Linked DNA regions of Homo sapiens: regions 2, 3, 4, 5 and 6 are each linked to region 1. Evidence: chromatin contacts called from ENCODE Hi-C data. All regions are on one chromosome and are shown on one strand. The core of a region is the stretch at or near the end of the contact, and the rest is flanking DNA. Distances in the headings are between cores, read along the strand shown. Region 1 overlaps GRM7-AS3 (GRM7 antisense RNA 3). Region 2 overlaps ITPR1 (inositol 1,4,5-trisphosphate receptor type 1). Region 3 holds the start of LMCD1-AS1 (LMCD1 antisense RNA 1). Region 4 holds the start of BHLHE40 (basic helix-loop-helix family member e40). Region 5 holds the start of ARL8B (ARF like GTPase 8B). Region 6 overlaps EDEM1 (ER degradation enhancing alpha-mannosidase like protein 1).

Region 1 (4,990 bases), core at 851-3,350:
GGATATCTTAGGGCCTGAAGTTGTGCCATGGGATTAGCAAACTGGATGGATATCATTTCTTATTAGATATTTATTAAAAATGCCTGGGGCTCTTTTAAAAGCTACCAAGCACTCAAGCTCTGCTCACCCCAGACAAATTAAATCTGAGTCTCTGAAGGTGTTCCAGTAGATAGATATTCTGTTTTATTTTCTTTGCTTGTTTTTCACATAAGTTCTAATTTTAGAATAATGTACCTTCACAAAAAGTTTCAAAGTCCGGAGAATTCTTATATACCCCATACCCAATTTCCCCTATTATTACCATCTCATATTAATACTTTCTTTTACAGTTAATGATTCAAAAGTCATATATTATTATTAGCTAAAGCCCATGCTTGATTCAGATGTTTTTAGTTTTTATCTAATGTCCTTTTTCTGTTCTAGGATCTCATCCCACATACCACATTACCTTTAATTATTATGTTTCCTTAAGTTCCTCTTGGCTGTGACAGTTTTTCATACTTCTTTGTTTTTGATGACCTTGACAGTTTTGAGGAGTACTGCTCAGGTACTATGTAAAATCTCCCTCAGTTGGGATTTGCCTGATGTCTTTTCTCATGATTAGATTGAGGTTACAGGTTTTTAGGAGGAAGACTGCAGAGAAAAAGTGCCATTCTTATCACCTCACATCAGGAATAAATGACATTTACATGACATTATTGTTGATGTTGACCTTGATCACCTACTTAGCTGAGGTGGTGTTTGTCAGATTTCTTCACTGTAAGGTACCCTTTCTTCTTTTTTATACTGCACTCTCTAGAAGAAAGTTATTATATGCAACTCACAATTAAGGGAAGGGGAGTGATATTCCAACTCCTTGAGGGGGAAATATTTACGTAAATTATTCGGAATTACTGTAATTGGGAGACTTGTCTATTCTCCCCACTTATTTATGTACATATTCAATCATCGGTTTATATCCACGTGGGCTCAAAATATTTACTTATACCTTGGATTATACTCCAATATTAAGCTATTTATTTTGCTGCTCAAATTGTTTCAGCTTTGACCATTGAGAGCTGTTTTAGTTGGCTTCTGTGTCCCCTTTATATGCTTCCATCATTTTGTCTTTTAAACACCAGCCAGGCACATCTTGCGTATTCCCTGCCCCAGCCTTAGAAGCAGCCATTTCTCCAAGAAGCCCAGGTTCCTTTTATTGGAGAATGGAACTGGAAACCAGTATCTGGGCACTTAGTGTGCTCACTGCTTCTGGGGTGTTATTGGTGCTTCTAAGACTTGTCAGTAGACAGAACTAGAAAATATATGTTGTATGTTTATTGCAGCACTATTTACGATAGAAAAGATTTGGAACCAACCCAAATGCCCATCAATGACAGACTAGATAAAAAAAAAAGTGGCACATACACACCATGGAATACTATGCAGCCATAATAAAGAATGAGTACATGTCCTTTGCAGGGACATGGATGAAGCTGGAAGCTGTCATTTTCAGCAAACTAACACAGGAACAGACAGACAAATGCTGCATATTCTCACTCATAAGTGGGAGTTGAACAATGAGAACACATGGACACAGGGAGGGGCACAACACACACTGGGGCCTATCAGGGGGTGGGGGGCAAGGGGAAGGAGAGCATTAGGACAAATACCTAATGCATGCGGGGCTTAAAACCTAGATGATGGGTTAATGGGTGCAGCAAACCACCATGACACATGTATACCTATGTAACAAACCTGCACATTCTGCACATGTATCCCAGAACTTAAAGTAAAATTAAAAAAATTAAAAATAAAAAAGTTTTAAAAAAGAAAATATACGTTGGCACTATTAACCTGTGAACACATACATATCTACATTAAAAGTAACCTGAATTCATACTGATGTCTCCTACTTGAATCCATTACTACGTGGACCATTGTACTTTTTTCCCCTTGCCCATCTATAACCTCCCACTTCAACAGTGAGAAATCTGGCACTGTTCAGCATCTATTTAAATACTTGTTCAACCCTATATACATGTAGAGTGGTTTCAGAATTGTTAGATTGTGCTTTTGTAGGAAGTAACTTTACCAATTAAAGTGCAGTGCTTATGCACACTTCCTATTGCCTTCAGTCTCAGCCTACTCAATTCCAAAAAAACTTAGATCAGCACCTTGTTTCTCTGCCTCCTTCAGTGCGGTTATGCATACTTTTGTAATACAGTTAGATTCCTTAGTCACCGTCTACATTCCATCTTGGAACCCTCTGACCTCCTGAATTGATTTTTTAAATTTACATATATTAAAGTTCAGCATTTGAGCTGTAAACTTACGTGGGTTTTGACAAGTGTTTAGTATCAAGTATACACCACTAAAATATAGCAGGGGGGCTTTCTGGAAGCTTACCATGAGATTCTAGTGTTCATCTAGCATTAGGAACCACTAGACTTTTCTGCCAAGTTCAGGTTCAGTTGTGTCCAACTTTAGTTTTTGTGTGAGCAGGATCGAGAAGACTGGTGTGTCTCTTACTGAGTAAACTGGCTAAGTTAGTTAACCTTTTTGTCCAGGTAATGTGTCCTCACATGGAGCCTCACAATACCTGCCTCAAGAGTTGTTAGAGGAATTAAATTGATCAGTAAAGATAAAGCACAGTTTAAGTGATGAAAAGCAGTAGGTATTTAGTTAATGTTAGCCATTATTTTATTTGATGTCCTCATAGTTTTTTAACATGACTCACAAAGAAAAAATTCAAAAAGCAAAGGCAAGAAAGCAGAGAGAAACAGAGAGAGAGAGAGAGAGAGATCTTTTCCTTTTGCTTTCTAACTTTCATGCATTCTAGATTAGACATTTACTAGGTTGCTTCCCCATAGAATCATTTGCGGTTATATAACAGTCCTAATGTCCAGTCTGCCCTCAGAATCACTAAATTAGAATTTCTGATGGTGGTGGTGGGGTAGAGAAAATAGCTTCAGTAGTTTTTTAAAAGATCCCCAGGTGATTTCAATGATGTCTTAGTTTGGGCTGCTAAAACAAATATATCACAAACTGGGTGGCTTTAACATTTATTTCTCACCGTTACGGAGGCTGGGAAGTCTAAGATCAAGTTGCTGGCAGAGCTGGTGGCTGGTGAGGGGAAATTCTTGGTTTGTTTTCTTGTTCTGTCTTCACCTGTCTGAGAGGAGAGAAAGAGGAAGTGAGCTCTCTCATATCTCTTTTTATGAGGGCACTAATCCCACTCATGAGGGCTTTACTCATGACCCAATCTCCTCCCAAAGGACTCACATTCAAATACCATCATAGTGGGGATTAGACATCAACATATGAATTTGAGGAGGACATAAACTTCCATTCTATAGCAAATGTGCAGCCAAGTTTGAGAACTACTAAACAGAGTAGACAAGTTTCACCTTTACTACAATTTCTCCAGATTCTCTGACTCACGGCTTTGAAAAAGACTCCAGAATATGATGAGAAAGAGCAGCTTGGCTGAATGTGTACATGAAGGTTAGAAAAAGAGTTTCATAGCTGTGATGAGTAATTTTCGTTGTGTTTCCAAATCCAATTCTTAGCACTGTATTTCATTTGATTAGCTCAACACAGTCAAGGTGAGGGCAACTTAAGTGTATTTGTCTCCCTCGGGTCTTCCTGATCAAATCTCTGGCTCTCTCTCTCTTTCTTCATTGTTTCCTGTTCCAGATAGTGGCTTTCCCCATTCTTGATGACATGTGTTTATGCCTTAATGATTATAGGTATAGCATTTCATTTGCACCTGGTCATTTCACCTTGTTTCATGGTGAGCAGGTATATAAAAACCTACCCCCGAAGGCTGAGAGGGAGCTGAGAGACCAAAGAAAGAAGCTGACAAATAGTTTCTCAGAAAGAAAATATTCAAGAGGGGCTTACAAATGAAAGGAATGTCTTGGGTGGACTGGAGATGGTAGATCTCAGCTCCAGCCTTCCAGAAAATTTTCATTTCTGTAGAAGTTTTTAGCATAAAACATACAAAGCTGGTCACATCTCATGCTTTCTTGTTACTGAGGAAGTTAGATAAGCATCTTTCTGAGGGGTGATTTATGCTGTAGGCACTGTTTTAAGACCCTGCTGCAGAATAGCTTGATATGCAGGATTCAAATGTCTGTCATCATCATGGTTTCTTTTCAAGACAGTGTCACTCTTGTCATGCCACAGGCTGCTTTCCTGCACACCTGCCTGGGGATGATATGAATATATTTTTTCCGTCTGCCTTTCTTCCCTCCCTTTCTTCCTTTCTTCTCCTCAGCATTTCCCAAACTATGTTCAAATAATTTAGTTTAATGTGAGATGTTAAAAGACATATTGAAAAAGAGGGCTGCCATAATCAAATACCTTTTAGAAAATACCATATCCTCTGTCCAACATCTGCAGCACATATTAGCATGTTAAAGACAAGGTGATGTTTGTCAATGACTTAAGTTGATTTACATTAAATTGTCCATACACATTTTTTGAGGAATACTTTTGGAGGTGGTGAGAAAAAGATGAACACTTCTTGTAAAAAGTTTTAGTCCATGCTGCTACAGAGTAGGAAATACTTATTTACTTATAATTACATAAAATGCAAAAATTTACTCCTTTCTTCTACCTGATGCAGTTTGATGTAATTTAAAATGTGAAGCTCCTTACACTCAAAATCCTATTCCAAACTGCTTCATAGACTTAGAATCACATTAAAATTTGACAAGCATAGTTTTAAATATTCATTTATTCATATTCAGGCCTGGTATGGTTGCTCATGCCTGTAATCCTGGCAATTCGGGAGGCCAAGGTGGGCAGATCACTTGACTCCAGGAGTTTGAGACCAGCCTGGGCAACCTAGTGAGACCTCATCTCTACTAAAATTCAAAAGAATTAGCTGGGTGTGATGGCTCATGCCTGTAGTCCCAGTCCCAGGGGACTGAGGCAGGAGAATCGCTTGAACCTGGGAGGTCAAGGCTGCAGTGAGCCATAATCATGCCATTGCACTCTGGCCTAC
Region 2 (3,705 bases), core at 660-3,159, 1.9 Mb after region 1:
CCTTGCAGGCCAGAGAAGACAGGTAATAAAGGTAATTCTTCCCTGTCTTAAAATATTTCTATTAGCTCTCATAACCCCTAATATAATGAGTACATCTGACACTAGTTAACAAATGTGACCCAAAGGAACAATGTATGCAGGCCAAGCCCTAATTTCCCATTACATTAAAAACACCCATGTTCACACCCCACATCCTGTACTTCCTGGCTTGACTTCATTTTAGGCCCTGGGTCTATGATACTTTGTATGCTTCTTTATGTACAGGACTTGAAAGCTGTTGGGTTTTTTTTCTTTTTTTGGACAGTGAGAGTGGTCTTATTTCTTCCCCTAGTTTAGGTCACAGCAGTTGAGTCAGGGTATCATGCTATCGCAGGGCACAAATTTCTATCATCATCCATAGATCACTGGATTAGTTGAAAAAGTCACTCAAATGCTGACCAGGAGCACATGAACTTCTGTTTATTTCGGACTTTCTGATAAATGGTGGCCAGGTACACAAGGTTGAATCTGTTAAAATTCACTCTAAAACACAATTTGTCAAAAGGAATTAAAAATAGCAGAAAAAAAGTCCATTTAAACCACACACCCAAATCGACTGTTAGTGTGGACTCTCAGTTCTAAATAGTAAAGAAAAAATAACTGCCATTCCCACAGGTTTCTGTGTTCCCATCTTTCCTAATGACCTTTCCTATGACATCCTTCATGCAATAAATACAGCTCAACCTTTCAGCCAAAACCCTGTAGTTCTAGGCTCTTTCATGATAATGATGAAGTGCTCGCTGCTGCGGATGGGCAGATAGAGGACAAATCTCAACATGCCCTGACATGGGAACAGTTAAAAAGGAAATGTGTCCAGAAAGGCTAACATGTTTTGAAATATACTTTAGAAACCTGATGCCTGCAAGCTCAATTGTTAAAACTGAATCATGGGATTCTCAGAGAACCTATGGAACCCCTACATAGAAGGGAGGGTTTTCTGGGTATACTTTAGAAGTCAACATCAGGAATGGTATATCAATTTCTCAAATATCCAAAAAAGGCCAGCTTGGAAATGCTGCAGGTTTAGCACCTAGAAGTCACGATTTTCATTCCGTTAAGCTGTTTGAGTAATAGAGAGTCCAAATGTCAGTGGGGCTTCCACATCAGTCACCTGCAGTCCCGCATTTGTACACAATACAGAGAAACTCAGCAGAGGCCCGCAGGCACATTTTTGGTTTGTGTAATTTTCCTTATTTTAAACCAACATTATTAACCACCCTTCTGCTAAATCAGTGACAAAAGAGAAAAAGGTATTTCCTTGATTAAGTAAAAATACATGTTTGTTTTTTTGGGTTTTTTTTTTTTGGTCCTAGATAGGCTTAGTTGTACTATTCTTCAACCGGCCCTTTTCCCTCAAATGGGGAAAAATCAGAAACCAGAGAGGGAATGGCGTTTCCACTGTTTCTCTCTTTGTGACTTTCAGAACCAAGGTATTTAGTACTCGATGCTGTTGGGATTCACTTCTTAGCTTGGAGCAAGGAATCTTCATTCTGTGTGACCTAACAGTTCAGAAGCTCCTATCCCCTCATGAGATACCTTACGTGGAAGAGAAAGGTTGGAGTTCTGCATCGTAGTCAGCACTAGCAACCTGGGTCATTCATTTAAAGAACTATCTTTAATATTTACTCTCATGACTAATTGCCCATGTGCATGTGCCAAGGCAAAACACAAAAGTGACTGTTTCCAAATGACTGTCTTCTGCTTTTAATTCCTACTTGCCTTCAGTTCTAACACAAGGTCCATCCTCTTCTTTCCCAAAGGATTGATATCATTGAGGATCAGGGCTGTGATGATGTCAATGCCATTGGATTCATGGGTGGCTATGCAGTTCTGAGCAAAGACACACACAGACATTCACACAAACGCTGGTCATAAATCAGACGTCAAAGGCCAACAGGCTGAACTGCTATTTCAACACAATGCTTACCACTCCCAGTAATGTCTCTAGGGGAGAGCTGCAAATTTTCCGTGAGAAAGTGGTAAGAATAAAAGACAGATGAAAATCTCTAGTTTCAGAATTAACAGTAAACAGTAGGAAAGTCCCCATGCACTGTAACTGATAAATTGGTTGTGTCTAATCCAAATCATGCAGCACAGTTGGCTTTTGTTCTTAAGGGAAAATATGGTGTATGACTGATTCTGGGTTCTGAACCCTTTTTCCCCTTTCAAGGTGTGTTCCATTCTCTCTAAAGCACTCTTTTTGTATTTTGTACTTTAGCTTAAGGCTTAAGCTTGGAAAGCAAGTTTCCTGTTTAAGGCACACAATATCAAAATTAATCATCTGCCCCCAGGTAACATCTCCGTTTGCAGCACAATCCACTCTGATCTGTTCCTTTCAACAGGCCCCTATTTGGCAGAGAAGCAAACTTGAGGTAATAAGGAAATTCACTTAGATGTCAAATAAAGCCTTTCCCCAAGCCTGTTGTATTTTTTTTGTTCCTTTTCATTTTAACTAGGACTACACCATCTGCTTCATGAGGGAACCGGGAGAAGAAAGTGCATCTCACAAAATGCTATTCTCACATTCACAGACAACTGAGACCAGGTTTTTAATAGACAATGAGTTGTCTCTCATAAACCGTTCTCCTCTGAATGAAGGGCCTGGCTCCCCAAGTCACACAAGTAACCTTCCCTGGCTGCTGGGTTTAGCACTGACCATTTGAAGCCTTGGTCGTCTCTCTCCAGTTAGGATGAAGCTATAATTTGGTATTAAAAAACATACTTGGCTGGGCGCGGTGGCTCAAGCCTGTAATCCCAGCACTTTGGCAAGCCGAGGTGGGTGGATCACGAGGTCAGAAGTTCAAGACCAGCCTGGCCAATATGGTGAAACCCCATCTCTACTAAAAAAATACAAAAATTAGCCAGGCATGATGGCATGCACCTGTAGTCCCAGCTACTAGGGAGGCTGAGGCAGAAGAATCGCTTGAATCCAGGAGGCAGTGAGCCGAGATTGCACCACTGCACTCCAGCCTGGGCAACAGAGTGAGACTCCGTCTCCAAAAACAAACAAACAAAACATCATACTCAACCTAGCACAATGCAAAAACTCACAAAATCCTTAAGATGCCATGTATAAGCAATGACTCTACTCAAGACAAGAAGTTATTGGGTTGTACTCCCAAAATATTCTTCTTTGAGAGACCAAAGTCAAGACTATCTCATCTTTCTTTCCCCTGAATGTCCATGATGTTTAAATCTCAACTATAAAAATGTCCTTATATTACTTTCAAGCTGTCTCACGTGTAGTAATTTTCTTCTCTCTAGCTAGGCTTAAACCCCCTTCCAGTAGTCACTCTTTGAAATCCCCTAGTATTTAAAATAGGTCACTGTCTTTTGGTTCTCATTTCACTCCTGCCTTATTGCCTACTCCTAGAAATCAAGTTAAATAGTTGGACATTCAAACCAAATCAAATGAAGCCAAACCTAGCCAAGGAAAGAGACCATGGACTGTCCCTCCAATGTCCTTCATTAGGAAGGTTCTGAAGTATCATGAAACACCATGGCTATTTCTCAACTGCTGGAAGACAGCCTCCTGTCCTACTGACTCCCTAGGCCAACAGGCACAGGCTTCGTGATTTCTGAACTAGTCTCTATCAACATTTCCAAAATGGGACACTTTTTTTCCCCATCCCAAAACAGAAATTTAATTACCTGGTTCTCATGGCA
Region 3 (4,990 bases), core at 1,016-3,515, 1.8 Mb before region 1:
TGGCAACACAGGACTGTGGTGAGGAGGAGGAGTCTCCATATACCTCATCTCACCTCATACAGTAACTATCAACCAGCTTATATTAAAAATACTCAGAATCATTTCACTTTCCAGAGGACAATGGAACTCTGCCACCTTTAGCCGTGAACTATTCTGTGTCTGAACTTGGGGAGGCAGTTCAGACACACAAATATCAATGCTACAAGTTAAAAAATAATGCATAAAATGAAGCCTATGCAAACAGTGTGGTCTTAGCTGGACAGATATTCTCATGAGTCACCCACAGGTTTTTGAGTCCTGCTGTGTGGCATGGTGTGCTATGTTCAAACAGGGATGAACAAGACAGGTTTGCCCTCAAGGAGTCCAGAAAAATGTATAGAGAAATAAGAGCATTGCATGCATAACTCACTACTAGGTAGCAATTAATAGGTATCTTCTAAGAGTCTAAAATGTTATGGTAATTTCTGTAGGAGGGGAAATGACTTGATTCTGCAAATAGCTTGGCAAATGCAGTGAGGCATGATACATTCCAGACAAATGCCCAGATTCAATGTGACTTGGTACCCACATTTAGAAGGATCCACTGGACTCTGTGACAGGGTCTGGGCAGGTGGTCTACAGAAGAGCACAGCTACAAATTAGACAGTGCATGCTGTGCCTCTGAGTGGCTGTTTGTGTCTTTAGTTTGATTCTCACGTCTTTTGTTTTTCCCCCTCTCATTCTACCCTGCAGGTTAATGGCAGATATTTAAGGAAGACTTTGCCCTTCAAGACTAAACCCTGTGAAATCAGAGTTTAACAATGACTGCTTTGGGAAATTAACTCACAGTGTCAGTATCCCTGCTACCACTGCCATGAGGGAGGTTAGGCCTATCCTCCCCACATCAGAGACAAGGAAACTGAGGCTCAGAAAAGTGACCTGGTGAATCATGTGCAGTTAAAAAGTGGCAGGGACTGAGTCTGGATGCCTAGGGCTTGCCTTACAGTCAGCTGCCTGTTAGAACCAACTCTCTGTGACCCCGGGCCTCAGTTTCCCGATCTGTAAAGCCTAGGTTGTCTCTCTGTTCCCTTCCCGTTCACATGTTCTCTAAGTCTCCAGCCTGTGCCTTCTCCCAGCTGCATTCAGGTAGGCAACAAGTGGTATTGGAGCTATAGGCACAGCCGCAGGCTCCTGTGCAGGAGTTTACCCATGACCTTCTGGGCTCCGGGCCAGCCCTTCTTGTAAGGGAAACGTGCAGACCCTGGGGACAGAAATCAGTTCCCTTATGCTGGAACTGCTGCCACTGCCAACATCACCAACTAAAGAAACTGCGTGCGTGTGTGTGTGTGTGTGTGTGTGTGTGTGTGTGTGTGTATTGGGGGAAACACACAAAACACTGGGATAATAGCAAAAGGGAGACTGTGAGTAAATATTACATGCTCTCAACCCTTACTTCAGCCACCTGAGGACAGGGAGTGAGGAAGCTAGGGGTTTTTCCTTTACAGACCATAAGATTTCATATATATATATTATATATTATATATATTTTATATATAATATATATTATATATATTTTATATAATATATATTATATATTTTATATATAATATATATTATATATAATATATATTTTATATATTATATATAATATATATTATATATATTTTATATATATATTTTATATACATTTTATATATATTGTATATATATGTAAAACCTTAATTAAACTTTAACTAGCATCACCAAAGACATAAGACCCTTTGCAAATATTTTACACAACATTGGGTTTGGGGTGTGTGTGCCTGTTAGCTCAAACATGTATTCCCAACTATTTGTTTTCCATGCAGTTTTGGAATTTAAAGAGTTCCCTTCTCATTACCTTTTGGGAAGTTTCCGCGAACAGATGGGAAGGGGAACAAGAAAAAGTAAGAATCTGGGTAAATACAAACAGCTTTCCACTCACCTTTTTAACTCCTGGGTTGAGGTCCTTAGCCACCTTTGCCATCCTCTTCTGGGGTGGGGGAACAGCGCCTGGCTTCTCAGGCAGAGGCGCGAGGGCGCGCAGCGGGGACAGCGGCGGCTGAATGGCCAAGTTCGCGGGCCTGGGAGGGAGCTCTGTGCGCAGCCAGGCGCAGCTGGGCCGCTTTAATTGGAGAGCGGGACTCCCTCTAAAACCTCGCCAGCCACTCCGCGCCGGCGCTCGCGCGAGGCCAGCCAATCCCAGCGCGAGGCTGTCCCCCTCCCTCAGGGAGGTCTCTGCACTGTGGCAGCGAGCGGAGCTGAGCGCCGGCTGCCCTGACGTCAGCATGGCCGCGGCCCCTGACTACCCAGCTCCCTTCTATCCCTCGAGCGGCAGGAATCCGTCCCCACGCCCTTTTCCTTTAAAGGGCAACGGGCCGAAGGTGGGGCGGGCGGCGCGGCTCCCGCGATCCATTCAGGTCAAAAGGGAGAGTGATCAAACAGGAGAGCCGAGGTATTTTTAGTGAGCTGGATCCAGAAATAAATGCTGAGCTGTGCTCCCCTTCCCACCCTTTCTGCCTGGTCGTAGGGGGCGCGGGGAGGGCTGAGGGAGGAGGTGTTTTGCAGGAGCTGGCTAACGTTTCCCAAACCTGGGCGAGTTCTCCAATATCCAGAGAGGAGAAAAGATTCCAGCGAGTTATGATTTTTTTAAACTTAACGTTCGTAAAGTATTAAACTGCTTTCTTATAACTTGCTTTAACATAAATCCTTCTTATTCCATGAGCAAGAAATCACTGTCCTGATCTTAGAGATGCTCCTGTGGACATACTGTCTTGTTGTATGCTCATATTATCTCAGATATTATTATTATTATGACTGTAAGACGATAGATGAGGAAATAATCAGAATAACTGGTCCACAGCTGAATTACTGAGCAAGGCTTTAACCTGAGAGACTGAGAGTAATAGAGAGAAAGCTCATGGGGGCGTGGCGGGGGGGGGGAGGGAGGCGGCGGGCACAGGATTGTAAACTATAAACTAGGAAGTTAGTAATTTTTAGATAAATGGGGTCATGCAGGCCTGGACAAACAAGATTCCATCTGAGTTCACAAATCCATGGAATGTGGAGTCCTTGCAACGCATAACATAACTACTCTTATAAGACAGAATTGGCCAGGTTCCTCTCTCTATGCCACGTTGTTTGCCTATAAAGCCACATCTCTCTGCTGAGCCGGTTCCACAGACTTGGATTCCAGAGGCATTTCCCCCCTGCCCTGACAGAGGATTAAACACAAGCCCTTTTTATCCTAGAGAGAATACTGCTGTCTCTGTTGTGAGGTGTTCGGCCTGTAACCCGTCTTTGCAGTGCCCCCTGCCAGAAAAACCAGGGTCCCGTGGGCTAAAATAAAACTCGGTTGCACAGAGACTGAAGAGTGGTCCCGAAGTACACCATTCGGGAGGGATTTGGTGAGAAGGGGAGGCTGCAGTTCCCACTGTGGGGCTGTCTCTTGCTGGAGGCTTTTTCCTCTTGAAAGCCTCCTCCAATTTAGTTCTTATCATCATCTCCAGTCATCCCAAATCTCAGCCAGGGATCCTGAATTGTGACTTTTTATTACATATTCCTGGAAAGGGCTTTTTGTGGCTTATCTTTTCCAAGATGAGGGATGACCTATTTCTTTTTTCACAGATTTCTGCTATAATTGATTTTTGCCTTGTTTGCTCCCAGCTATGTCCTCAAACACCTAGCATGTGGTATAGGCACAGTACACATTTGGCAAATGAATAGAGGTTGGGTTCTGGCTTTTATTTTTTTTATTGATACATCATGATTGTACATGTGGTATTTTGATATATGCTTACAATGTGTAATGATCAAATCAGGGTGTTTAGGATTTCCATCACCTTGAACATTTATAATTTCTTTGTACTGGGAACATGTCAAATCACTTTTAGCTTTTCTTTTTTTTTTTTTTTTTTTTTTGAGACAGAGTCTCGCGCTGTTGCCCAGGCTGGAATGCAGTGGCGCGATCTCGGCTCACTGTGACCTCTGCCTCCCAGGTTCAAGTGAGTCTCCCACCTCGGCTTCCCAAGAAGCTGGGACTACAGGCATGAGCCACCATACCTGGCTCATTTTTGTATTTTTAGTAGAGACAGAGTTTCACCATATTGGCCAGGCTGGTCTTGAACTCCTGACCTCAAGTGATCCTCCTACCTTGGCATCCCAAAGTGCTGGAATTACAGGAGTGAGCCACCGCACCTAGCCTCTTTTAGCTATTTTGAAGTATACAATTCACTGTTGTTGACTATAGTCACCCTACTGTGCTGTTGAATGCTAGACTTTTTCTTGCTATCAGACAGTGTTTGTTCGCATTAACCAACCTCTGTTCATCCCCTCACACCCCAGCCCACCATTTCCCAACCTCTGGTAACCTTCTTCTACTCTCTACCTCCATGCAGTAAGCAGGCAAAGTAAGAATAGGGAGAGATGGTGCAATGGCACACCTGGCCTGGTTTGTCCAAACTTCCAAGGTAGGCTGCATGTTAAACCAGTATGTAAATAAACAGTGGCCAACAGAAGCCTGGCCTGGGAGAGGAGGTTTCCACATGAATAGTCCTTTCAGTAGCAAATCCTAGGAACAATAGTGCTAAATCAGGATGTCATGCCAGAAGCCTTTATATTTTAGAGCTGTGGGAACAGAAGCCAGGAATATAACAAAGGCAAGCTTTATCCCTTTCAAACGAGGCAAAAGCCTGCCCAGTGAAGTCATTTCCCACTCCCTTCCCAGCCACCCTCCTTGCCCCATCTTGAAAAATCATTGTTCCATGAAATAATACTAATTTTATTAAGTTAACACTATTTATTAATAGCTCCAACCACAAGAGTCTCTCCCCCTCCTTATTTTTACCCTTGGCTCCAGGTACAATTAAGGAGGCAGATATTGCAGCTGTTTCTCAGAATTTCTCAGAACACGAGTGTCAGGAGCTGTTGCTTGGGGTGGCTCATTCCCTTCTTTCTGGAAAAAGACCTGCTGTAGGCAGAGAGGGGATCCCTG
Region 4 (4,990 bases), core at 1,734-4,233, 1.7 Mb after region 1:
GGATAGTTATAAAATGAGGAAAAGAATGAAGAAACAACAATCACCTAAAGTAAACTTATTTTCAATGATTTGTAAAAGTTGCAGTCATGCTGTGACCTTTAATTAGGCTATTTCTATGTCTTCTCCACATATTCTATCCATGATCCTCAAGACATTAGGTATGACCATCTTCCTATTTTGAATGAGGAAACAGGCAGAAGCACTAGCTGGGTTTTTGCAATTTTCATCATACGAGCCTTCGAGAGGAAGGCAGACAAGCATGAAATGAGGGAGTGGGTAGAATAATTCTCCCCAGTCTGTACAGTATTATTTGGAAGAAGTGAGACTAGAAGGTTAGAAGGTTGACTCCGATTATCTGGAAGTCAGTAGAAACGAATGATGAAACTTCAGTGGTTTCGCTAGATTGTGCAATTCACCAAGATACCTAGTGGCTATTCAGGGAACCACATGAAATGCAGGAAAAACTCCTGCTGTATCCTGCCAGGATCACACCACACACCAAGTGACAAGGAAGCAAAGAAACAGGAAAACGCTGGGGCATACCCATGATTTCTTCTCCAATGAAAGAGGGCTAAGAAGACCAACTGTAAAACACCCACAATGCAAATTATAGGTGCCTTGGCATTTTAAAAGGGAGTAGGGAAATCTCCCAGAACCCAGAGACTCTCAAGCTAAAATGCCACAGGAATATCTTATCATTTCACTAATACGTATTCATGCCAGGTGGCACAATGCATTTCAAATGAAAAGTCTGACCTTTTAGGAAAGATAAAACTGCATCTCCCCCAATGAACGTGCATAAGCAATTTGTTGCAGTAATGTTTATTACATCAGATGTTGAGCCCACGGGCTCTCTATTTGCACTCAAACTCTTAAAGAGAGCATAGCCAGAATCAGCACTCACCAGCTTGTAAACCACTCTGCAGGGCAATGATTTTCTGCTGCTGCTGATCAATTAGGTTTGTTAGTGCTTTCACATGCTTCAAGGTAAGTTCAAGAACCACTGCTTTTTCCAAGTGACCCAAAGTCTGGAAGGAAAAGAGCCTTAGTCAGCGGTGAGGTCAGAGAAGTCCCACCTTTGGGACATTTATTAGCAATGAGAAATGAGAAAAGAAAAAAAAAAGTGGAATAGTGTTTCCTGGTTGGCTGTTTTAAGTCTGTAGGTCATGCTTTTAAAAAGATAGACAGATACACTCATATATGTGTGTGTGTGTGTGTGTGTGTGTGTGTGTGTATATATATATAATATATATATATAATTAAATAATTTAAAAAAACGGGTGCCACCTGTCTTTGGAGGCATTTTGGAAGCTGCAACTACCTCAGGAAAATCCTTTGACAGATAAATTTCTCCAGCAGCCTCTGCCGACCTTAACTCAGGGGAATCCAGAGATAACATTTTCCTGCAGTGGTGTCAACTCAGAGAGGGACCTCTATTACGTCTGGCAGCCAAGAGGCTTTCCCTACTTCTTTCCTTACACCCTTTCAGAACTTCCAGCTCATCCAGGCTTTTTTGTTCCTCCCGAAATACTATTTTTTTTTTTTCCATTTCCCCAACCAAAGGCTGCGAAGTAGCCGAGGGCTACTGTCAAGAAAGGACAGGCCGTAAAAATCACACACCAAAGCAAGTCCCCTTATTTGACAACAACAACAAAAAAGGTGGGGGGAGTGGTAGAGGGGAAGGGGTAAATAAAATGTGTGTGTTTCTTGGCGTGTTCCTTTAAGTGAGAAAAACTAGGGAATCCTGAAAATCACCAGAAGTTAAACTCCTGAAAAGGAAGGCCAGTTGGTGTTGGAGCCAACTTGGAGAGGTCCAAGTGGTTCTCGCCTCATTTGCATGAGTCAGCCAGAAAACGCCAGGACTGTGGAGGAGGACCCCACCGCAGAGCCACCCGCCAGCTCTGATCCGCCAGTCTGGTCTGCAGTTCCCCGCGGAACCTGCAGGCGGCGAGTGACCCGCCCGCCCTCTGGGCAAAGGACTGGGTTGGAAAGGGGCCAGCTTCTCACTTACTGTAAGTTTGAGATGTTCGGGTAGGAGATCCTTCAGCTGGGCGATGCACTCGTTAATCCGGTCACGTCTCTTTTTCTCGATGAGCCGGTGCGGCAATTTGTAGGTCTCCTGCAAGACGCACGGGGAGGCGGTGGGCGCTTGGGGAAGGAGATGAGAAGCCTATCCTCCCAGCCCCGCAGCAACAGTCCGGCAGAGGAGCAGAGTAGCAGAGTAGCACCCAGAACCATCGTCTGCCCTTTCTTTTCCAAGTCACTCAGAAGAGGCACCGAGCCCACACCCTGCATCCCCTCGCCAACCTCAAAGCGAGAAAACTTTTCTTGGAAACTCAGCGCGCGCGAGGGGCTGAGCGCAGGGTCCCTAGGGGTGCACTTGCTTACCTTGCTGTCCTCGCTCCGCTTTATTCCCCGTCTTGACTTGTACACTTGGTACATGTGGGCAGGGTACATCCTGCAGGAAGAGAGACCAGGAAGGGTCGTGACTGCTTGCGCACGGCTGCAGGCGTTCTGCCGGGCAAGAACCTCCCGGTGCGCCCGGAGCTGCTCCAAGTTGAGAGTGGCGCATAACATGGGGCTGCAGTTGAGGCTTGAAGGGCCAAGGAGTGCCAACTTACCCTGGTAGGTCTCCGTGCTCCAGTCCCGGTGCTTTGGGCAGGCAGGCGGGGGGTGGTTGCGCGCTGGGGATCCGCTCCATGGCGCGGCGAGCCGGGGCCACTGCGCGCTCCTGTCTGCACTAGCGGAGCGTCTGGATGAGGACTGCCCTGGAGAGGGCTTCGGGGGTCTCTCCGCAGATGTTCCTCTGAGTCTGAGCTCTTTGAAATCCCCTGGGCTGCTGGAATCTTCGGCTTTGAGATGCAGCTTCAGTTGGGGGCGTGCATGGCCCGGTGTCCCCGCGGCCTCTGGCTCCGACTCAGCGCACAGACTGGCGGTGTGTGCTCCCTGCGCGGTCTGTCTGCGCCGTGCGAGCCAAGTGAATGAGAAGTGGGGCGGGCGGGGAGGCGGGAGGGAGCGGGTGAGGGGGGGGCGGTTAGGGCGGAGTGGGGGGGTGGGGGGGCAAGCCGAGGAGTAATGGAGAGGCTGCGGGCTGGGTTAAATGGGAGCGAGTGGGTGGGTTGGAGCTACGTGTTCTACCCTGTGACTCCAGGCACGTCTGGCCACTGCCGGGGAGGGAAGGAGCGACCTGCCCGCCCTCCCCCGGCTTCATCACATGAGTCTCACGTGTTGGACAACGCTCCGGCGGCTGCTAGGGAGCCCCCACCCCCAGCCCCGGCCCCCAGGTGTCTGCGGCTGCGGCCGCCTTTCCCCGAAGAGGGGGTGGCAGCACGACCTGGGTCCTGCCCAGTTGGGTGGGGGGCGCGGAAGCTGGAAGGGACGGGGGTGCTGGGGGAGGGGGAGAAGTTGGTAACGTGGGCGAACCTGCCCCAGGGAAATGAAGTAAGTTCCCGTCTCCTGGGAGGGAACGGGGGAGGACGGATCCGCCCGCGTCTGACTCAAGCCGGGAGAGGAATATCCCCTTGCTAGCTCCAGCCCAGCCCTCTTCCTCCTCCCCCGCCCGGCCCGCTTGGAGGAACCGGCGCGCTGCGGAGGGAGTCGCCCGGCCCCCCAGCCTTCCCCAGAGGCTGGGGTTTCTTTCCGTCCTGGCTTCCCTGCCCCCACTGCTCACCCTCGCGTCCAGGAATTGCCCGCCTTGGGGAGGGACCGAGGGGCGGGGCGGATGTCACCCCATGGGAAGCGGGCCGACGGCCAAGCGCAGGGGCAGCTGAGGCTGCCGCCGAGCACGCCGCGCGCACCTGACCGTGGAGGGTGTGAGCCGAGGGCCCCTCGCTCCCAGGAGCTCCGCTCCTGGGCACAACCTGCGGGCGGGCGGGCACCCGGTTGCGCAGCCCCCTGGGTGCCCCAGTGTCACCCCCTTCCTCCCGGCCAGTCAAGCGCAGAAAGATACCGGGCGCTGTGCCCGGCGCTCCCTCCCTCCTCTGCCCCCTCCGGAGCAGAGGCGCCCCGGTCGCCTCCCCTCCGGCTGCAGCGTTACACAACCGCGGCGGCGGCGCCTGCCCTGCAGCAGCGCAGGGCGTGACGCTTCACGTGGCCGGGCTCAGGTCGTAGCACCGCGGACCGCGAGCCTCTCTGCGTTGACCCAGGGACTGAGACCCCGGGGACGTGGCGTGCCAGCCCGGATCGGCCCTCTCCCTGCCTGTTGGGAAGTTCGGCGGCGCTGTTCGCGGTCTGCACCCAGGGCAGGAGGGATGAGAGAGACAAGAAAAAAAAACCGCCTGTTACAGGGAAATCTTAGCAATCATGCGGTCGACACGTATTTCTTGAGCCCCCTGCTCTGCACTAGGCGCTGCACTAGTTGATGAATCCGACACGGATCCTGCCCTTGAACTTGCAGAACCTCTAGGAAGAGGTTAAATTGAGCAATAAAGGAAAGGCAGCCCTGGGAAAATTGTATCGAGGCCACTGGCTGACAGAGGGGAAAAACAATGAGAACTTGTGTTGCTTTGTGTTTTGTTTTTAATTTCATTGTAACCGAGATGCCTAGGTAGAGAAGCGGGGGAGAAGCTAACCCAAAGCCCCAAGCCCGGGGCGGAAGGACCTCCTCCAGCGGCCCCAGATCTCTGCAATCTCACTTAGGCTGCCGGAGGGCCCCACCCACCTCCCCCGGAAAGGTCCGGGCTCTGTGACCTTCTCACTCAGCCGGGAGCAGGGAAAACAGCTGAAACTCCAATCCCGCGGTGTGAGCAGCGCTGATACAGTCAGAGGAGGGAGCCAGTGGAAACTCATGACTAAAATAAGGCCTGGCTGGGGATTTCACTGACCTCTGCGCTCCCCTGCCCTGCAAGTTCGGGGAGTTGAGAGATGACTGTAAGCCCTTCCCACTGCGCTTCGGGTCAGTCACCCCACTGCTGAGTGACCTGGCTGTGGGAAGGATTGAAAAAAAAATGGGGTCACTGCCGAGACTGGGCGAAGAGTAGTAGCCTCGGGT
Region 5 (4,990 bases), core at 1,267-3,766, 1.6 Mb after region 1:
CACTCAAGCTTATGCCTCATCTTTTCCATATTATATAAAAGCTCTAGCAGGCTTATAATCCCAGTATGCTGGGAGGCCAAGGCAGGAAGACTGCTTGAGGCCAGGAGCTCAAGACCAGCCCTGGCAACATAGCAAGAGCCCGTCTTTATAAAAAATAAAAATTAAAAATAAATAGCGAGCCATGGTGGTAGCACATGCCTGTAGTCCCAGCTACTTGGGAGGCTGAGACAGGGAAGATCACATAAGCCCAGGAGTTGGAGGCTGCAGTGAGCTACGACTGCACCACTGCACTCCAGTCTGGGTGAAAGCTCAAGACCCTGTCTCCAAAAAAGAAAAGAAAAAAATTCTAATATAAATATGTAACCCGAAGTTCATGTTTCCTCATTAATTTTAGTGGTATTAGGCCAGGAACGGTGGCTCATGCCTGTAATGCCAGCACTTTGGGAGGCCGAGGCAGGAGGCTCGCTTGAGCCCAGGAGTTCAAGGCTGGCCTGGCAACATAGGAAGATCTTGTCTCTACCAGAAAAAAAAAAAAAAAAAAAAAAAAAAAATTAGTGGTATTAGATACACATTCCACTCTTCTATTCCTGCGGAAAGATAGTCATTCCAAGCGCAAAAAATCATAATATTACAATAGGAGGCCAGGCGCGGTGGCTCACACCTGCAATCCCAGCATTTTAAGAGGCCGAGTCGGGCGGATCACATGAGGTCAGGAGTTTTGAGACTAGCCTGAGCAACAAAGCAAAACCCATCTCTACTAAAAGTAATTAGCCGGGCGTGGTGGAGGACGTCTGTAATCCCAGCTACGCAGGAGGTGGAGGCAGGAAAATCGCTTGAACCTGGGAGGTGGAGGTTGCAGTGAGCTGAGATCTCGCCACTGCACTCCAGCCTGGGGGACAAAGCGAGACTCCGTCTCAAGAAAAAAAATTAATAATAATACTACTAGAAAAGGAGCCGAACAACAAGCAGGTAAATCTTCCTTATATACATCATTCTTCAAAGGACTTTGGGGTTTCTGCTAATCTCTTTTTCTCCAAGACTTACTCATTCCTGTTGCTTTATTAGTGCAAGGACTAAGAATCACAAGTTACCTATTTTCTCAAACATGAAAGCTGTGTTTGAATCATCTTGTGTAACCTAACCAGTCGGACAGCTAATCTTCAGGATTTCAACAGTCATCGAAAAGGTGGAAGAACTGCTGCCATCTCTCTTCAGAACAGTTCTAAAACTCCCCTGGCGTGTACAAGCCACTACCAGCTAAAACTGAGTCACAACAACTCTTGGGCTCTAAATAAAGATCGAGGCGAAATCTTTCACTCCTATTTATTTCCCAACCAACCAAACAAGCAAAACGAAACAATCACCTTTCTACTCAATCATTGCTGAACAAACACCACATTCTATGTAAGTCCTCAGTGCAATTTTCCTTCCACCCATTCCCTAGGCCTGCTAAGCTATGTTCCTGCCCAGTACCTTCTTTTCTCTTCAAGTGAAAAACACCATTTAAAGACCAACTCCTCTTTCGCAGGGTAGTTAACTTTATGCTAACTGCAGATCCATCTTATCTAGTCGCTTAAGACAATTAACTCTTAGCTTAATAAATACTATGTATTGTGGGCTAGCTGGAGCTCAGCAATGAGCTTGGTCTCCGCGCCTGGGGGACGGGTGAAAACAAGTAACTGAATTAGATGGGACCAGCGGCCCACAGAATTCAGGAAGGCGCTCACACTGGTCTCCCGCTTTCACAATGGGTCTATTGGTCCAAAGTGGCAACTTAAGAGAGGCTCTTAATGCTTACGCTTTCTCGTACGGCTGACGGATTTGCCAAATCCCACCCTTTGGGAAAGTGACAGACTGGACTTAACTCTTTGGCTGCCCCTACTGGGCAAACCCAAGGGAAACCCCAATCCCCAAGCGCTTTAAAAATGTGACGAGTTCAATTTAACTCTTTCCGAGCCCCCGCGGCGTTGAGGACACAGCCCTTGGAAAATGTCTACACTGACTTAACCCTTCCGCTGCCGATCTCAGTGCTACTCCCCGCGCCGCCAACACGCGGGAAATTCCAAATGCTGGCCCTCGGGAGATGACAGGCCCAGCTTCGCACGCCCCCCGCCATCAGTCCCATCGCGCCGAGGGGGGCCCCAACTCAGGCCTTGGAGAAGCGCCGGGCCGGACTCCTGGCTGCGGAGCCCCGGGCGAGTGAGTGGGCGGGCGCTCACCGCGATGACATTGACGAAGGTGGTCTTGCCCGAGTACTGCAGCCCCACGAGCGTCAGCTCCATCTCTTCCTTCCAGAAGAGCGAACGGAACCAGTCCAGCAGGCGGGAGATGAGCGCCAGCATGATGGCGGCCGGGAGCGAGAACGGACGGGAGGACGGACGAGCGGCGGCGTCGACGACTTCCACACGAGCGGGCCTCCGCCCGGACCCTCCAACGGCTCCTTGGTGCCCCGGCGCGACACGGGCGGACACCGGCGGGCGGCAGCAGCCAGACCCAGGAAGCCGAGCGGATCATATGACTCGCCCTACCCCCCACGCCCGTCCCGGCGCCGCCGTCGGCACCCACGGCAAGAGCGGCGCGGCCAATCCGGCCAGGCCCGCCCGCCGCTGGCATCGCCACCTGGTGGGCATGCTCCGCAGCACAGCGTACCCTCGGGCCCCCTTGAGGCTTTCTCTACATTCATTCATTGTTGGTTCATTCGTCATTCATCCACTTATACATTCGTTAATTCATTCATTCATTTTTTGCTATAATTGTTCATTAACAATCTGCAGGAAGACTTCAAGACTCTGGAAGAGTTGGCGTGGAATAAAAATTCCTGTCCTACATTTTTGGTAGTAGCAAAAGATAGTGTTAACTTAAAAATGACACCGTTTATAAATTTAGAAAGGAGAGCATTATTTCTTAAGAAGGGGATTATAAGCTGTAGGCAGGACGTGCAGCCTCGGGCCAAAAAAAACAAAAGTAAGCACTTTGAGAGAGGGAAGGGTGCAACAAGAATTTATATTGAGGAGTTGGCCAAGTAAACATATTTAACTTATGGAAGGAGCTATTAATATGTATGAAGGTGGTCTTACACACATAGTGAACAAATCTGTATGTTGCATATGACCTATGTTCATTTGGGGTGGCGACTTAACATTTAAATGTATTATAATCAGGCAGGGCGCGGTGGCTCATGCCTGTAATCCCAGCACTTTGGGAGGCAAAGGTGGGCAGATCACCTGAGGTCAGGAGTTTGAGACCAGCCTGACCAACATGGTGAAGCCCCATCTCTACTAAAAATACAAAATTAGCCGAACGTGGTGGCATGCACCTGTAGCCTCAGCTGCTTGGGAAGCCGAGGTGGGAGAATTGTGTGAACCCAGGAGGCGAAGGTTGCAGTGAGCTGAGATCATGCCACTGCACTTCAGCCTGGGTGATAGAGTGAGACCCTCGTCTCAAAAAACAACAATTAAAAAATAAATAAAGTAAAAGTATTATAATCAGGCCCTCCACATCAGAAAGTGAATCAGGGACGGGAAAGGTATTGAAGTGCTTGGCCTCTGTAAAACCAGCCAGAACTGGGCTGGGCGCGGTGGCTCACAGCCTGTAATCCAAACACTTTGAGAGGCTGAGGCAGGTGGATCAGGAGGTCAGGAGTTTGAGACCAGCCTGGCCAACAAGGTGAAACCCCGTCTCTACTAAAGATACAAAAAATTAGCCCAGGCCGGGTGCAGTGGCTCATGCCTGTAATCCCAGCACTTTGGGAGGTCAAGGCGGGCAGATCACCTCAGGTTGGGAGTTCAAGACCAGCCCGACCAACATGGTGAAACCCCGTCTCTACTAAAAATACAAAAATTAGCGGGACATGGTGGCACGCGCCTGTAATCCCAGCTATGCTGGAGGCTGAGGCAGGAGAATCGCTTGACTCCGGGAGGCAGAGGTTGCAGTGACCGAGGTCATGCCACTGCACGCCAGCCTGGGTGACAGAGCGAGACTTCATCTCAAAAAAAAAAAAAAGAAAGAAAGAAAAGAAAAAGCCAGCCAGAACCAATGCATGGATGCATGGTTAGTTGTCTCTTAACAGGAGAAAGTTACAGAAATCAGTCTCTTGTCTAATCAAAGCCATAGTTAGGCTTGTGGAACAGGTCAGTTAGCCTGCATCTGGCAGAGAGTTGTAACTGTTTTAATTGTGTTTATCTCCAGGCCAGTGCTGGTTTAGCTGGTAGAGAAAAAGAGAAACCTTGCACTTAGTCATTTAACTCTTGCCTAGTATGGCCTTAGGTCCTGTTTATAATTTGGTATCTAATTGTCACAAAGAGTCTGTTCTGTCAGTCTTGTGATCTCTATTTTAACGTTAATGTTGGTCGTTTGTTGTTTCTTTCTTTTTTTTTTTTTTTTTTTTGAGACGGAGTCTCGCTCTGTCGCCCAGGCTGGAGTGCAGTGATGCGATCTCGGCTCACTGCAAGCTCCGCCTCCCGGGTTCACACCATTCTCCTGCCTCAGCCTCCCGAGTAGTTGGGACTACAGGCGTCCGCCACCACGCCCGGCTAATTTTTTGTATTTTTAGTAGAGACGGGGTTTCACCCTGCTAGCCAGGATGGTCTCGATCTCCTGACCTCGTGATCCGCTCGCCTACGGCCTCCCAAAGTGCTGGGATTACAGGCTTGAGCCACCGCGCCCGGCCGGTCGTTTGTTGTTTCTAAACGACATAAGGGAGGAGGTATAACCAGGTGTGACTGACTTCCCATCTTGTGGAGGGAAGGAACTCAGTTTTTAAGACTTTCCTAGGATAGGCCGGGCGCGGTGGCTCACGCCTGTAATCCCAGCACTTTGGGAGGCCGAGGTGGGCGGATCACAAGGTCAGGAGATCGAGACCATCCTGGCTAACACGGTGAAACCCCATCTGTACTAAAAATACATAAAATTAGCCGGGCACGGTGGCGGGCGCCTGTAGTCCCAGCTACTCGGGAGGCTGAGGCAGGAGAATGGCGGGAACCCGGGAGGC
Region 6 (4,990 bases), core at 665-3,164, 1.5 Mb after region 1:
AAAAACAAAAATCACACACAGTCACTTCTCAAGCACGGTTTTGCACTTGTGTGGAATGGCTCTGTTCAATATTCTGGAGACTAATTTCTCAAACAGAGAGATGAAGACGTATAGTGTCAGTGACCTCCCAAATCCAAAGGAGACAGAGAATGCTCAGGGTATTAAAAAAGAAAGAAAAGGAGGGAGAAGCCCTTTCTGGTGATTGGTTATTCTTAGGAAATCTGATGGCAAAATACCTGCAGTCCAGGGAAAAAGGCCTGCAGAGAGTCAATCCAGGTGTTCATCAGCTGCCCACTGAACATGTTCACGTTGACATAGAGTGGAGGGTCTCCTTCTCCTTCATTGCAGGCTTCCCGCCTGCAAACCCAAGCAGCACATTCAGTGGTGAAAAGAAAGCTCACTGACAGATCTCTACCTCTCCAGCAGCTGCTGGTAGTTTCATTTAAACGGAATTAACATTAATTTTTTCTCCTAACTCATTCCTTAAACCTCTGCAGACAGACTGCCTTTAATTATCTACATTAGACTCTAGCAGAAGATAATATTTTCCACAGGATCAAAGTTCCTAACGCAGCCATTGTAATATGTCAGGATTTCACAGTATTCTGCAGAAAGCACTTTGAGCTTTGGGTTTAAGAGCCCTGCCACATAAGAGAATTCAGTATATAGTATGGGCCTATGCTGGATTTCACCTGAGCAGAAAAGCTTGGTTCTTTTGGTACAAAGAGTCTCTTCTCTAGTAATGTCCTACAGCATGGGCCTGGAGAAATGCATCAGAGCAAGACCCTTGGGGATTACTGCTCAATTTAGTTTGTGGCTTTGAAAAGCAAAAATAAATAAATTCCACTCAAAAGGCCCCTTACTTAAACATAGCACATACAAGTGGTTCCTACAACAGCAATGTAGAAATGGACCCAAGAAAATCCAAGCAGGAAGCTCAGTAGCTATAACTTGCACTGAAACTGGACACTTAACATAGAAATACATACAAAGAAAGATCTGGGGGCCAGGTGTGGTGGCTCACACCTGTAATCCCAGCACTTTGGGAGGCCGAGGCGGGTGGATCACGAGGTCAGGAGTTTGAGACCAGCCTGACCAACATGGTGAAACCCCATCTCTACTAAAAATACAAAAATCAGCCAGGCAAGGTGGTGCACGGCTGTGATCCCAGCTACTCAGGAGGCTGAGGCAGGAGAATCGCTTGAACGCAGGAGGCAGAGGTTGCAGTGAGCCAAGATCGTACCACTGTACTCCAGCCTGGGTGACAGAGCAAGACTCTGACTCAAAAAAAAAAAAAAAGAAAGATCTGGGAAAGAGAGTGACACTACGTAGAAGCCACTGTAGCTTCAAATGGCTCTCTCTCTCCTGTCATCCTGGAGGAACAACAGAAAATGGTGAATAATGTTTTAAACAAACTCAGAGAGAAAAAAAAATGTGGTAACTGTCCTTTCTATCACCAAGTATAAAAACCAATCCTAACAGTTCTTTGTAAAGTATTAGAACCAAAACATTGTCCTGCATTGCAGATCTATCTGCAATTAAAGCCACAGTTAAACACTGGGATGTGTCAGCCCCTGTAGTAGCAGCAAGTCTCTAAGACGGCCCCCGAGAACCTCCATCCGTGCGAGCCACACGCTTGCACAGCCCCCTCCCACACTGAATGTATCATTTTGATCTGGGTGACTAATGGTCTGGCAGAAGTATTGGTATATCATTCCCAGACTAGTCATGAAAGCACTGTGGTTGCCATTTTGGCCTCTTTCTTTTTCTCTCAGATCACTCACTCTGGGGGAAGCCAGTGGCCATAAGCTACCTACAAAGAGGCCCCTTGGCAAAGAACTGAGCCCTCCAGCCAACAGCCAAAGAGGAACTGAAGACTGCCAGCAACCAAAGTGAGCCTGGAAGGGGATCTCCCAGCACCATTGGGCCTTAGCATGGCTGTGGCCCTGGCCACCAGCTTGACAACAACCTCAGGAGAGATCCTGGGCCAGAATGACTGGCTCAGCTGCTCCTGGATTACTGTCCCTAAGAAACTTCATGAGATAATGCTTGTTGTTTTAAGCCACTAGGTTCTGGGGTACTATGCTATGCAGCGACAGAAAGATAACACAGCTCTTTGCCCCCAGATGACTGACAAACTAGGAGAGGTGGTAAGGTGAGGGCAGAGATAAACAGACCCTGTGATTGTGTGTTAAAAAAAATACAAACGCTTCAGAATGCATTCTATTTGCTTTACAAGGCAACAGAGGAGATGTTAGGGAGACATACCCTCTTCTTAAGTAGTTCTGAATACTCTGATATGCAGCATTAAACATTTCTAGGTCTTCTTTTTCTCCAAAGAGAATGTAAGATTTCAAGAGGTATTCATAGAAGGAGTCCAGCCCGGCACCCAGGCCACTCTGCTTTCCAACCCAGTGGCCCGTCTGAATGTTCACGACATTGCCTGCAAAAATAAACAAGGCACTTGAGGTCCCAGCTGTCTCATCGGGGAGGACATGAATGGAGACAGGCCTCCTACTCCAACCACACTGCTCCTCAGCACCTTTATCCTTGGCATACAGGAGAAGGAGGTGGTTGCTTGGACCTAACATTTTTATCAGTCTTATCACTAACTTAGCCTAGACATCTTCTAAATATATAGCATTTACTGACACAAACATGGGGATAAACATTTAATGCAAAATAAAAATAGGTTTCTCATTTTGCTTTTCCAGATTGACGATGCATTTCAAAACCCAAGAGTTTTTCACAGACTTTAACCCAGTACTGCCATTCCTGGGAATTTATCCAAAAAAAGATGATTTTAAAAAGAAAAAGTGGCCAGGCATGATGGCTCACACTTACAATCCCAGCACTTTGGGAAGCCGAGGCAGGTGGATCGCTTGAGCTCAGGAGTTCGAGACCAGCCTGGGCAACATGGTGAAACTCTGTCTCTACCAAAAATACAAAAAATTTGCTGGGTGCGATGGCAGGTGCCTGTAGTGCCAGCTACTCAGGAGGCTGAGATGGGGGGTTCACTTGATCCCAGGGATCACTTGAGCCTGGGAGGAAGAGGTTGCAGTGAGCAGAGACTGTGCCACTGCCGTCCAGCCTGGGTGATGGAGGGAGACCCTGTCTCAAAAGACAAAAAAAAAAAGAAAAGGGAAAAGATAATTTTTTTTAATAATAAAAACAACAACAAAAGTGGTCATTATGAATGCAAGGCAACAACCTGGAAACAAATGATCTGCCAAATGTCAGGCAGAATCAAAATATATGTTTATATTATAATGAAAAATATATAGAAGTTACACAGGCCAGGCTGAAAGGGTCTATGGAAACCTAAAAAGTTGACAATCGGGAGTGACACTGGTCAACTATTTGGTGATAGGCTGACAATTTGAGTGACTTCTTTATTTCTATTGCTGTTGTTAAATACAACAAATGTATACATAAATTTCAGAACTTAAGACAGTTACATGAGTTAAAATAACACCTAGGCTGGGCACAGTGGCTTACACCTGTAATTCCAGTACTTTGTGAGGCCAAGGTGGGAGAATTGCTTGCGCTCAGGAGTTTGAGACTAGTCAGGCAACATAGTGAGACCCTGTCTCTACATAAAATAAACAAAATTAGCTGGACATGGTGGCACAAGCCGGTCGTCTCAGCTACTTGGGAGGCTGAGGTGGGAGGATCACTGAACCCGGCAAGTGGAGGCCGCAGTGAGCCAAGATCACACCACTGAACTCCAGCCTAGGTGACACAGTGAGACCCTAACTCAAAATAAATAAATAAATAAAATAACACCTTGAGTTAGCAAAATACTGATAATTAGTGAAGACAAATGATGAGTACATAGGGGTCATTATTCATCATACTTTCTCTCTACTATATTATGAAATTTTCCATAATAATTTTTAAGTAACATCTTCACCAAACATTCTAAAGGGAAAAAACCCCACCTCACACAGGTTTAATCTGGACTTTCAATCTACTACCACAGGCCCAGATTTTTTAAAAGGAAAAAGCTGCTCCATCAGTAACTCTAAATTCCTATATTTAGAACCTTACATTGAAGCAATAAAATCTGCCTCAGAGGCAGTTCTTTTTACGGCATTTCCATTAACAATAATTTTCAAGTGGAATATGCCAGGGGATCCGAATCAGAAGGGAGCCCTCAAACACAAAAGCTTAATGCTTTTCCATCAGACCATGCAGCCTCTCTGCAAAGGGTCACATAAAGAAATTAGATAGAGCTGACACAATTCTTGCTGAGTTGTCAATTGAGTTGAAGAGTAAAAAGGGGGCAGAGCCCAGAGAAGATGAAAGGAAAAGGGGACCAAGCAGTGTGCAGTCCCAATGGCGAGGAAAGGTGCCACACCTAGTAATCCTGTATCATTGCTCCGGAGGTTCCAAAGGGCTTTCACTGCTCGTCTGGCCACCCACTCAAATGTGGAGTCCCCCAGGAGTCGACTCAGAATCCCAAATTCCACCAGGAGGGAACCGGCTCCCGCTGTGCATGTCTCATTATTGGTGTCAGGAGGAACTCCTGTCTTTAGATTCACCTGGGGATGGGAACAGACAAAGACTGTGACAAAACTCAAGGAATCCACAGAGCTGAAAAGCCGGGTCTCAGAGACTACACTCAGCTAATAAACCAAGCTTACCACGGTGAGAGTCTGCCCTCTGCCTTCCAAGATACATCTGAGGTGAATACGGGAATTAAATTTAAAAGACACAAACAAGACAATAAGAACAGCAGAGCCTTGCTTTATTAATAAGAGCAAGTCTTCAGGGAATGGCTATAACACTTCACTAAACCTTCTCTTTCCAGCAGGTTTTCTTCATGGTAACACAGGCACCAGGCTTTAGGGTTAGAGACAAAGGCAAACTATAGAATTTCTTCTAAATTTTAAATGAACCACTATGAACTCACTCCTGCTCAGCACCTAAACAAACCTCAAACTGGGCAAGAAAGGAGGCACTACCAGAATATGACAGCCAGTTTCAT

What was found. Hi-C counts contacts between places; a loop is a spot of excess contacts on that map. Pooled maps may share reads with other maps.
Region 2: a loop to region 1 is called in a pooled map, with 7 times the contacts of the local background. The contact joins two enhancer-like sites. A Hi-C loop is called at or near these places in 2 of 37 single-sample maps with no recorded cell type and 1 of 50 pooled maps.
Region 3: a loop to region 1 is called in a pooled map, with 14 times the contacts of the local background. The contact joins the promoter of LMCD1-AS1 here to the enhancer-like site in region 1. A Hi-C loop is called at or near these places in 5 of 37 single-sample maps with no recorded cell type and 3 of 50 pooled maps.
Region 4: a loop to region 1 is called in a map with no recorded cell type, with 12 times the contacts of the local background. The contact joins the promoter of BHLHE40 here to the enhancer-like site in region 1. A Hi-C loop is called at or near these places in 3 of 37 single-sample maps with no recorded cell type and 2 of 50 pooled maps.
Region 5: a pooled map shows a loop between it and region 1 (4-fold over the local background). The contact joins the promoter of ARL8B here to the enhancer-like site in region 1. A Hi-C loop is called at or near these places in 3 of 50 pooled maps.
Region 6: a pooled map shows a loop between it and region 1 (3-fold over the local background). The contact joins two enhancer-like sites. A Hi-C loop is called at or near these places in 5 of 37 single-sample maps with no recorded cell type and 3 of 50 pooled maps.

What each region holds. Positions count from the first base shown.
Region 1 is chr3:6,715,730-6,720,719 of GRCh38, reverse strand. The region is part of intron 2 of GRM7-AS3 (GRM7 antisense RNA 3); the gene reads left to right. It overlaps LOC105376944 (a long non-coding RNA gene), which reads right to left. Exons shown (of 8, transcript NR_188695.1): 4 at 3,053-3,151; 5 at 449-633. Among named protein-coding and RNA genes, the nearest start is that of GRM7-AS3, 87 kb to the left of the region's middle. Within about 2 kb of position 2,100, at least 2 of the 41 ENCODE cell types and tissues checked have a DNase peak (open chromatin) inside an H3K27ac peak, as active enhancers do.
Region 2 is chr3:4,775,428-4,779,132 of GRCh38, reverse strand. ITPR1 (inositol 1,4,5-trisphosphate receptor type 1) reads right to left here. Exons shown (of 62, transcript NM_001378452.1): 47 at 3,691-3,705; 48 at 1,759-1,869. Among named protein-coding and RNA genes, the nearest start is that of EGOT, 26 kb to the right of the region's middle. RefSeq lists an enhancer at 2,420-2,489. Within about 2 kb of position 1,909, at least 7 of the 41 ENCODE cell types and tissues checked have a DNase peak (open chromatin) inside an H3K27ac peak, as active enhancers do.
Region 3 is chr3:8,498,933-8,503,922 of GRCh38, reverse strand. LMCD1-AS1 (LMCD1 antisense RNA 1) reads left to right here and starts at 2,265. Exons shown (of 4, transcript NR_033378.1): 1 at 2,265-2,452. It overlaps LMCD1 (LIM and cysteine rich domains 1), which reads right to left and starts at 2,100. Exons shown (of 6, transcript NM_014583.4): 1 at 1,943-2,100. The coding sequence starts at 1,984. RefSeq lists enhancers at 3,579-4,512, 4,513-4,990.
Region 4 is chr3:4,977,430-4,982,419 of GRCh38, reverse strand. BHLHE40 (basic helix-loop-helix family member e40) reads right to left here and starts at 2,983. Exons shown (of 5, transcript NM_003670.3): 1 at 2,622-2,983; 2 at 2,389-2,458; 3 at 2,012-2,119; 4 at 905-1,028. The coding sequence starts at 2,701. It overlaps BHLHE40-AS1 (BHLHE40 antisense RNA 1), which reads left to right and starts at 2,459. Exons shown (of 3, transcript NR_125916.1): 1 at 2,459-2,625. RefSeq lists enhancers at 2,000-2,594, 2,702-2,851, 4,152-4,271, 4,402-4,451, 4,572-4,761 and silencers at 3,002-3,061, 3,272-4,041.
Region 5 is chr3:5,119,818-5,124,807 of GRCh38, reverse strand. It overlaps ARL8B (ARF like GTPase 8B), which reads right to left and starts at 2,516. Exons shown (of 7, transcript NM_018184.3): 1 at 2,220-2,516. The coding sequence starts at 2,342. LOC124906212 (a long non-coding RNA gene) reads right to left here and starts at 1,749. Exons shown (of 2, transcript XR_007095800.1): 1 at 1,092-1,749. RefSeq lists a silencer at 2,451-2,710.
Region 6 is chr3:5,202,520-5,207,509 of GRCh38, reverse strand. EDEM1 (ER degradation enhancing alpha-mannosidase like protein 1) reads right to left here. Exons shown (of 12, transcript NM_014674.3): 5 at 4,361-4,544; 6 at 2,269-2,443; 7 at 237-357. Among named protein-coding and RNA genes, the nearest start is that of EDEM1, 17 kb to the right of the region's middle. RefSeq lists an enhancer at 1,756-1,995. Within about 2 kb of position 1,914, at least 2 of the 41 ENCODE cell types and tissues checked have a DNase peak (open chromatin) inside an H3K27ac peak, as active enhancers do.